Regions from separate parts of the Homo sapiens genome. Here region 2 is linked to region 1. The links are chromatin loops, found by intact Hi-C in ENCODE. Cell type or tissue: mammary epithelial cell. All regions are shown on one strand.

Region 1 (5,000 bases):
TGGGGCGTGTTGCCTTAACCTCAATTCCTTTATCTGTGAAATAGGGATTATATTAGCACCAATTCCATAGGGTTCTTGTAAGGGTTAAAAAGGATGATTCCAGTAAATTGTTTAGTCTGATTTGATTTTGTATCAGAATGCTGCTATAAGAACACAAAGAATTCCACATATGCATACCCCCAAAATAAATATTTAGAAATATCCCAGAAGTTAGAAGGGATAAGGAAGGACACTATTATTTATGTTTATCAACTATATACCAGCTAAATTGTATGCATATTTTATTTAGTCCTCATATCTAATAAGGCAAAAGTATTAACCCATTTTAGGTAAGAAAATCGAAAGGTTAAGTACGTTGTCCAAGGTCCCAGAGCTAGTAAATAAAGAATGGAAGCTTCAACCCTTGTCTCTCTGATACTAAAGACTTTGATTATTTTTTTTTACCGTGCATCTTCTCAGGGCTACAGTAAAATTGAAGTATGCCCTATTCCAAAAAGGCTAGTACAGAGACGGTTCGAATGTGCCTTCCTTCTCTGAGCTGCATCCTCAAAGCTAAGGTACTGGCAGGAAAAGCAGTGTTATCATATGTTACAGCATTGCTTTGTCTTCTAATGAAGGGCAGCAGTGTCTCAGAAAAAGGAGACTCTTGGTTAAGTTCTGTTATAGGCATTGCTTATTATGCTGAGAAGCTGGAAAGGGTGAGGAAAAAAAGAACTGAAACCACCATGCATCATTTTGTGGACAAGGATCTCATTATTTGGGCAGTGAAATGTTTATATATGACTCCCTGTAAGTAATTAGCAGGTAGAAGAGCCCACCAGGAAGGTGCTTTCCTTTGTCTCGCTGTTGTTTACACTGTCTCTCCAAGGCATTGTTTGTCCTTGAGATATTGGGGTGTGTCTCAGTGCCTGAGAGAGAGACAGGGGGAAGGAGAGGTGGAAATTGGTGCAGGGATGTTACCTACCACAGGAGACCAGGAGTGAATCTGCAAGGCCATGGAAGCAGGCAACGACACATATTGGAGTCCCACCAGCAGAGGACAGAGGCTGCACCTGACCACCAAAGGTGCAGCCCCATGTGTTTTCAAAAGAGGAACCCAGCCTCTGAGAAGGGGGCAGCCATAGATATTGAGTCCCATTGTCCTGGTTAGCAGTAAGGGGAGAGGGAAAGCACCCTAGGAAAAGAATTCTAGGGTGGGAAATAAGGTTTTCCTGTAGTTAGAGAGGATTTATTCTGTGAAACTGAAGAGGAGATTATCTTTTTGAAGAGAGGCAAAGGAGGGGAACCCTAAGACTGTAAAATGGTTATGCCTATGAGAAGACATCCTGGAAGCATTTACCTTTTCCTTTCCCTTGGCTTCTGAGAAAGAATGCTATTTAGCATCAAATGTTAGGTTATTCCCCCCACTGTTGTAATCTCTTCTAGTTATTCTTCAATAGTTACCTGGTAGAATCTGTTTCCTGTGCCAGCCTTGTGTTGGGCAATGGTGCTTTGGAAGTTAATGGACAGTCAGTGGGCATTGTGCCTGCTTATGGGAAGGGTGGTGCACCCTTCCTGTCCTACACTGTCTCCACCAGGGCCCACAGAAGCAGCACAGTTCATTGAGAAGCTCTAGCTTGAGAGAAGCTATAGGGTGACCAGATACCTGAGACTGGCAGGGGCAAGGTGACCTCAGAGATTCACCCTGCAGCCTGCTCTCACTCAAGTGTATATGAGAACCAAACCTTCTTCCCCAAATAACTAGGAACAGATATTCTGGAAACATCACCTGGAAAGAGGTAAATAGACAGGAGCAGAAATATCTGGAGGGAGACTAAATGCACATATTCCATACAAGGATAGACATGTAGTTCAAAAAAATGCTCATTGTGTGAGATTTCTCACTTTCCCACAATGACCTAATTGGTATTTAGAGCTTCTCTGTAGAGTCTTTATTTGAGTTCCCACCCAGAGCTTATGGGCTTGTTTCCGTGGTGTTTCCTAGAGAAAATGATTATCCATTTTCTTCACTACAAAACACTGAGCAGTGTAGTGACTAAGTGTAAGGGCTCTAGCGTTAGATTGCCTGGCGTTACCTCCACATTATTAATTTAGTTGCTATAAGAACTTGGGCAATTTACATAGCCTCTCTGAACCCCAATTTCCTCACCTATACATAGAATTAGTAAAGGTACCTACCCTATAACATTTGTAACAATTAAATTAGAGAATTAATGTAATTTGTAGAGTTGTTGACATATAATAAGTGTTCAGGAAATGATAACCTCTAATTATAATTATTATTTTTGTTTTTAAAGTACTAAGAATCTCTACCTTCTCCTATGGATAACAGTGGGGACTAATGTCCAGCTGTGTCCTTGATGCTGTGCTCATTAGAAGGAGCCGCAGGTTTTAGCTCAGTCATTCTGACCCTTGGCAACATATTAGTGTTGCCTAAAGACCCTGGCCCTGGGCCACTCCTAGACCAATTAAATCAAAACATATGAGGATGGTATCCAGACATCAGCATTTTCAAAGTTCTCCAGATGATCCTAATATGCAGCCATGGTTGAGAACAATTATGTTAGCTCCTTGCTACTCAAAGTGCAATCAGAGAACCAGCAGCTTTGGCATTACTTGGAAGCTTGTTAGAACCATTCAGTTTTGTTCCACCCTCATCCCAAATGGACTGAATTAGTCTGAATTTAACAGGATTCCCAGGCAATTCACATGAACATTAAAGTTTGAGATACAGACACCAGCTAAACATCTCCAGTAATACTCTTAAGCAATTGCTTTTAGCAGCAAGTAATCTCACAAGCAGCAAAATCTCCTGGTGATTTCTTTCAGCAGTTATCTGGTGAGCAGACCCTAAGAATGCATCCTGTCTTGCCTTTGGCACCTTCTCAGTTTGGAAACAATAGCTCACTTCCTCCTTTAGCTCTTAGCATCCCCGCTAGAGGGCACTTGTTCAAAGAGGAACTTGTTCAAAGACCTGTTGCATCTCATAAACAAAGCACGTACTGTTGTATTTCTAGTTGTTTCAACTTCTTTGCACTTTAGTTATTAAGGGTAGATATCCACTGGCACCCTTTGGCTCAGGGATAACTCACTTCTAGAAAAGGCATCTAAAGAATTGCTAGATATAGTCCAACATACCACCAGGCAGTCTCGGAATCAGGTAATTGATTACCTGATTCAGGTACCTGATTCATACAGGGAGAGGACCTCGTAACACATCCCATTTTTTTTTTCTGTGATCAGCCCTTAAGAATAGAAATAAATGGGTAAAAAATGTTCTCGAAACAGACCCAGACATCTCTGTTAGTAGGGGCTCAGTTATAATGCAGTAACAACCAACTCCCAAGACCTCATTTGCACCTTGAGTTTATTTGCTGCCAAGAAGGTTTGGCAGTGGGGCTTTGCTCATCATAGCCACTCAGGTTCCCAGGCTAACCAAGCTTCAACATGAGCCTTATCAATTTCTGAAGCAGTGAAAAGGAAATGACAGTGTCTCAATGAAAATAAAAAGGTTTTGTCTAGAAGTGATACATGTGGCTTTTGTGCTCGTTACATTGTCCTAGCAAGCTACAGGACTAACTTTAAAGAGTGAGAGGGACAGAATCCTTACTCTGTCCCTGTAAGGAAAGAGAATCAGATATAGATGGACATATTTCAATGGACTCCCATTTTCTGTTTCTTTTGAATTCTTTCTTACATTTAAAAAGAAATGCTGATATTTATACTGACACCACAATAAGTAAAGAACAATGGTTCAATTGGACATCTCTTTGTTTCCCTTTCTACCCTAATACTCATCATGTTGATATTTTCTAGTCTTTTAATTCTGTTATTACAAATACATTTCTTATTTTTCTTGGTCTTAGATATTTATTTTATAGATAACAAACTTTATCAGGTAAAATACATTAGGTATTATTCTGTCTTCTCATTCTCCCGGATTTTAATAATCTCTTATTTTAGTACTTCATCAAAAACTATTTTCAGTGAAGGTCTCAGCTGCTGATGCTTTGTATTTCTGAGAATATTTTTTATTATGCTCTGATCTTTGGATGACAGTTTGGACATATCATTCTAAGTTCAGATTTCTTTTCCTTTAATTCTTTGAAAAGACACGATAGTCTTCTTGCTTCCAGTTGTTTATTTTTTTGAATTCTGATAGAAATTTGCTGCTTCTTTCTTTTTTATGCAATCCGCCTTTTCTCTATCAACTTTTAGGATTTTTTGTTTGTCTTTGAGGTCCTAAATTGTACTGTAATTTGTCTAAGTGTGGCTTTTCCTTTATCATCTTCGTCTTTAAATGATCTCTTCAATCTGAGGGTCTGCATCTTATTTTTTTATTCCAGGAAATTTTCTCCATTATGCCTTCAAGTATTACCCCCTCCCCATTTTTATTTCTCCCTCTTTCTGAGATTTCTACTACCCAGATATAAGTACTGCTAAATTTAAAAAATACATATTTTTCTTTCTTTTGTTCCCTCCTTCAAGGAAATTCCCCAAATCTGATCTTTCAATTTATTAATTTGTTTCTTAACTGTATCCATTTTGTTGTATAGCCTGTTCAAGATGTCTTTTACTTCAGATATTGTGATTTTATACCTAATATTTGTGTTTGATCCTTTTTTATGTTTCTTTGTCCTTCTTTCATATTAGTGATGTGTCCCTAATCTCGTCTAGCATTGTTTTTTAGCTTAATTTTAAATTCTTGGTCCATCTGTTTTAATATTTCTGTTTCTGATGGAATTTGTGATCTAATATGTCATATTTGTTTTGAAATAGTTGTAGTTATCAAAAACTTTGTTATTTGGGCCTGTAAATTCATTTTTCTCCAAATTGGGAAATTTTTAAATGGGCTACTGTGTCAGGCAATGTGTCTAAGGAAGCCAAACCTCAGTCCCTCTCAAACACGATAAACTCAGAATGTGCATATTTGTGGAGGAGGTGGCGGGAATGAGCTCTCAGGTGAAGAGCCTCAGCCACCAGAAAAAAAGAAAAACAGC
Region 2 (5,000 bases), 88 kb before region 1:
AGTTGGTCCACTGGGGAGTATATATCAATAAATGAGATGGGAGCAGCAGAGGGAGATCCCAGCACTCCATCCCAGACCAGGAAAGGCAGACAAGGAAGAGCCACTCAGAACTCTGGTTCAGCTTGGTCCTGAGAAACCTAGTGCAGGGCTTGGCCTTATGGGAAGACATATGATCGGGGAGCTTTAGTCCCTGTAAGTTGACTCACTCCACTAGACATAAATGGCCAACTCTGCTAAACATATCTACCCTGAGTACCTTCCTATGGAAGAACTTCATGCTAAGCAGTCAAGCCTTTCCAAGGGGCTTAGTGGCTAACAGGGTCCCAAGTGTCACTACTACAGTTGTTAGCTTGTCACACTTCCATTGATTCAGTTAGTAAGGAGACAATGAGCATCAATGGATTCAGGAAGTTTATTACTTGCACAGATGCCAAAGGCAAGATCAACACAGGAAGACACTGAGCCTTGAAGAGCAAGATGACTGACAGTATGGGCAATGGGTTGCCCTGCTGGGGAGGAGCAACCCTTAAACCACGGCCAAGAAATTGTACAGACTTACACAAAAGACTGTAGCTGAACCTTAAGTGGGAGCAAGGTGGGGAGAAAGGAGGGAAGTCTTACACTCAACGGAAACCAAACGGGAGATAGATAAGAGAAGGTCAGTCTCCCACAAGACAGGGATAAGAAACTGCCTCACAGTGGCTCCTCAATAGGCTTTTCTTCCTGCTGTAGGGGGTATCTCTGGGTGTTTGAATAGGAGTGACGATGGCGCTCCCTGAGGTGCGTGATTAGTTCTATGGGTAAGACAGCAAGGCCAAACTGGCTAGAATCCTTCCAGAATTTTCTGCAACTACCGGGAAGTATTCTCTCTCATTTCCTGAGATAAAAAGTTTTATTTTTTGTTCTAGAATTTTTTATTGTGGTAGAATATATCTAACATAAAATTTATGATTTTAGCCATTTTTAAGTGTATGATTCAGTGGCATTAATCACATTCACAGTGTCGTGCAATGAACACCACTATCTGTTTCAAAAACTTTTTCATAACCCCAAACAGAAATCTAAGCATTAAGCAATAACTCCCCACTCTGCCCTCCCCATAGCCCCTGGTAACATTAGTACCTTTTCTGTCTCTATGACTTTGCTTATTCTAAATAGTTCATGTAAGTAGAATCACACAACATTTGTCCTCTTGTGTCTGGCTTATTTAACTGAGCATAATGCTTTCAAAGTTCATCCATGTTGTAGTAAGTATCAGAACTTCATTCCCTTTCATGCCTGAGTGATATTCCACTGTGTGTATACACAGCATATTTTGTATATCCATTTGTCCATCGATGGACACTTGGTTTGAGACAGGGAGTTTTAAAGAAAATGTAAGCTTATAGCTCCTGGGGTCATCTTTCACACTTGGGCAAAAGACAGCTCTAGAATGAAACCACAACACAGAGGGAAGTGGAGCTGGCCGCCGAGGGGGAGGATGATCACTGTTGAAGACCTTAATCCAGTTATGCCTAAAACCAGCCCTAACTCTGACCTTTTCAGTTGCAGAGGTAGAATATTCCCTTTTTTTTCTTAAGGTAATTTAAGTTGGGCTTCTCTTCCCACAAACAAGAATCCTAATAAATCAACAACTTATCAAAGAATAGTTATGTTTTAGAAAAGCAAACTAAAAGGGAATTCATTTTATGCCTCCTAAGTGCACAGTGAAATATTTAAAACTTTCTTACTGCTAAATCCTTGTCATTATTTTAAATGTAAACTGTTCTTGTCCTAAGTAGAGAGAATCTTTTACATAAATGCTGTTGCTGTTACTGCCACTCTCTCACCTACCAAAAAAATTTAGTGACCTACAGCATCTTTTCTTCTCAAAGTGTGCACGTAATTGATTCTAGGAAAGATCAACCAGAGGCTGTCCACAGCATAATTCCTGACTTTATTTCCAAACTACTGTTGCTGTTGGACCTCTGTTTAATTTACATCTTTTTTAATACTTCCTTATTTTAAAAAGACTATTCTTCATCAATAGCTTTTATCATTTCTGTTGACTTTTTAAGCCCCACAATACTGTTGATTTTACACCAATCTTACCATATGTAAATTTCCCCAAGAACTCTAAAATTTCTGAAATATCATAGAAAAAAATTATATAACACATGTAACTGATGTTTTCTAGTCACTGATTGAATAATAAAATGGGACCGAAGAAGTTCCAGGTTAAGCTCTCTGTTCTGAATTGGCCCTCAAAATTAAGATCTTTTCACTAAATGAAGTTCAACAACCTCCTTTAATTCATTTCACAATGTATCAGCTCTCAATCTCTAAAAACACACCCTAACATTTCATGTTGTGTACAGTGAGTGCTTTCTTTCTCTCCCTCCTTTCCTTCCAGTTAAATCCTTTCATTTTTCATATAAAGTCATGCAAAATTCTAATTCTTAAAAAGAGAGACAGGAGCTGTTATAATGAAGCTTGGAGCTTCGCCTACTACCATTCTGTTACCCGCCCACATCCGCTGTGGCCCTGGGCAAAATAGACTGAAAAACCTTTGTGGTGAGGTGTGCTAATTTATAACTAAAGTTCTATTCTCCAGGCAAGAGAATAATTCTTCTTATATTTCTTTGTATGTCTTATATTCCAATCTTTTCACCATTTTTGAATCCTTTCCAAATTCATCTTGAAAGACTCTAAAAACGTTAAGGGCTTTAGTAAAGACGCAATAGGCTGCAGAAAACGGAAGAATTGCCTCTGAGCTCCTTGTTGGACTCCAGTTAATATAATCTACTTTTGCATTTTCTAAGCATTCTGACTGCCATTGCTATTTTTTAAATATATAATAGCTATATTGAGCTGGTACATGGGGTAGGCACTATACTTTTTTAAAAAGTGTTTACATCTATTATTTCTTTTAATCTTCATATCAGCCTGAGTCCTGGAGCTGTCAGCATTTACACTACATCAATGATTTTAAATCTTGGCTGCAAATTATAACTTTTCTAACTTGGGGAACTCCTGGTGCTGTCAGCATTTACACTACATCAGTGGCTTTCAACTTTGGCTGCAAATTATAACTTTTCTAACTTTGGGAACTTTTGAAAACTCCATACCAATTATAATCAGACCAATTAAATCAGAATCTCCAGGGGTAGGAACCAGGCATCTGTGTTTTAAAAAACTCCCAGATGATTTACTACATGTTGCCAAGATTGAGCATTACCACTCTAAGAGGAATTCTCATATCAGCTGCTGAGAAAATTAATTTTCTGTGTTTTCTTACCCTAATACTCTTCAAAGATAGTAAAAGTGCATGAATGTGTACTTCCCCCAACGATGCTGCCATTACTTAGAATATATTTCAAACTCCTTTTTTTTGGAATTGCTTTTAGTCAATTTGCCAGCCACTGCTAGAAAATTCTTTTCACTGCCCACGGCAGGATTTGGGGGAGTGCTGCAGAGCTGTGTGTGCACCTGAGGAGACCATCCTCCCTCTGGCTGTGCCGGAATCCACAGCAGGATGAAAGTGGATACAGAACCCAGCAGGATCCTAGCAAGGCCACTACTCCAGGCACACCCCAAACACTCCCCATTTCATCTTCTTAATGCTTAGAGTCATAAAGCAGGCTAGCATTAGAACTGATTTTCTGTCTCCTCCTGGGAAGTGTTCAGAATTAACATTCCTATGCCTTAAGTTTTCATTTACCTCAGCTACCACGAGTCCCATTCTCTCCCAGCCTATCCCTCAACTTTGGACTCAAACCCATCAGACTGTGAACATCCCCTAATCTGATTCAAGCTCCCTACTCCTCAATACTTGCACTGTGTGCTCTGGAACCCTGACATCTACAAAATGCCCTGCATTCTCCATTACTTCTTTGAATGCTTCCTCCCCCTTCTTAGTCTAATGGAAACTTGGCTTTTCCACAGAAACACAGCTTTCTCAATACCTGCAATATCCCAGTGCACACAGGAAATACCCAAGAAATGCTGAATACAGGAATGACTCATAGTGCCATTAATAATACTTTAGACTTTGGGCAGAGGAACAAGATACCATGAGAGAATGAGAGATGCTGGTAATATATTCATGTGTAAGTGCCAAGTCTTCAGATCAGGTGAAAGACCATGGCTTATGATATTGATTAGATACTATTTCAGAACCATCAGCAAAGAAGTGAGAGTCATGACTATAGCCTCTATGCAGAAATTGATGATGAAAGAAAAGAGGTTGCATGCTAAGCTTCAGTGGACACTTACTCGCAAAATAAGAGAAAGATTGAGAACTCTCAAAAGGCAGAAAATACAGAGATAGGGACATAAAGGAAACAAAGAGGCAAAAAAAGACTAGTTCATGGAAACTTAGAGAAGAGAGTGGTGTTCTGCAGCACTGGTCACAAGCAAAATCAGTTCTGTATTTAGCTGGAAGAAACAGAACATGTTCAGTGAGTGAATTTGGAGGAGCATTTGGACATTGTGAAGAAAAAGATAAAAAGGAGGAAAAAACAAAACAAAATGAGGAGGAACAGGCTGCAGATAAGGACAGGTAAATTTGGTGGCCCTAAGGAGGCAATGGACAAATCCACTTCTGCAGTCTAGCCCAGTAAATCAGAGAAGAGAACAGAGACAAAACTTTCCTAAAGGAAAGGGCCATGGCAGAGCAACTCCACCCTCATATGAGTAACAAAAAACTCATAAACATGTGCCATTTATAATATTTGGGTGCAGAGAATCGCCACTTCTGCTAGCTCCATGTTGGAAGGAGTCCTGGGGAGTAGAGAGTGAGTCAACTGGTAGATCAAAGGTAAGCCAATAAGGCAATGATGGTAAGGTGGATGAAAGGAATTGAATGTCAGCTTGCCTCCATGCTGGGCACACTTAGATGCTGTGGATCAGCTGTATCTCTTTCCAACTTTAGTGTAATTCATGTAAAAACATGTTTGTGGCTACACTTTGCCTCACCTATTATTCATGGTCCCAGCAGTGTACAAAAGAAAACTCAATGT

The links. Peaks named below come from ENCODE experiments on the same cell type or tissue, not always from the same donor. Only the 100,000 strongest peaks of a DNase experiment are listed, where the experiment ranks them.
Region 2: a loop joins it to region 1, with 4 times the contacts of the local background. A loop is called at or near these places in 5 of 110 quality-filtered maps.

The regions. Positions count from the first base shown.
Region 1 is chr4:121,459,926-121,464,925 of GRCh38, forward strand. The region is part of intron 1 of LOC107986309 (a long non-coding RNA gene); the gene reads left to right. Among named protein-coding and RNA genes, the nearest start is that of QRFPR, 81 kb to the left of the region's middle. RefSeq lists a silencer at 2,869-2,918. In mammary epithelial cell, a CTCF peak has its summit at 2,946 (motif pointing right); a DNase peak (open chromatin) is centred at 2,946.
Region 2 is chr4:121,371,495-121,376,494 of GRCh38, forward strand. The region is part of intron 1 of QRFPR (pyroglutamylated RFamide peptide receptor); the gene reads right to left. Among named protein-coding and RNA genes, the nearest start is that of QRFPR, 7.0 kb to the right of the region's middle. In mammary epithelial cell, no CTCF peak of the experiment used is centred here; DNase peaks (open chromatin) are centred at 2,527 and 3,977; H3K27ac peaks cover 2,874 bases.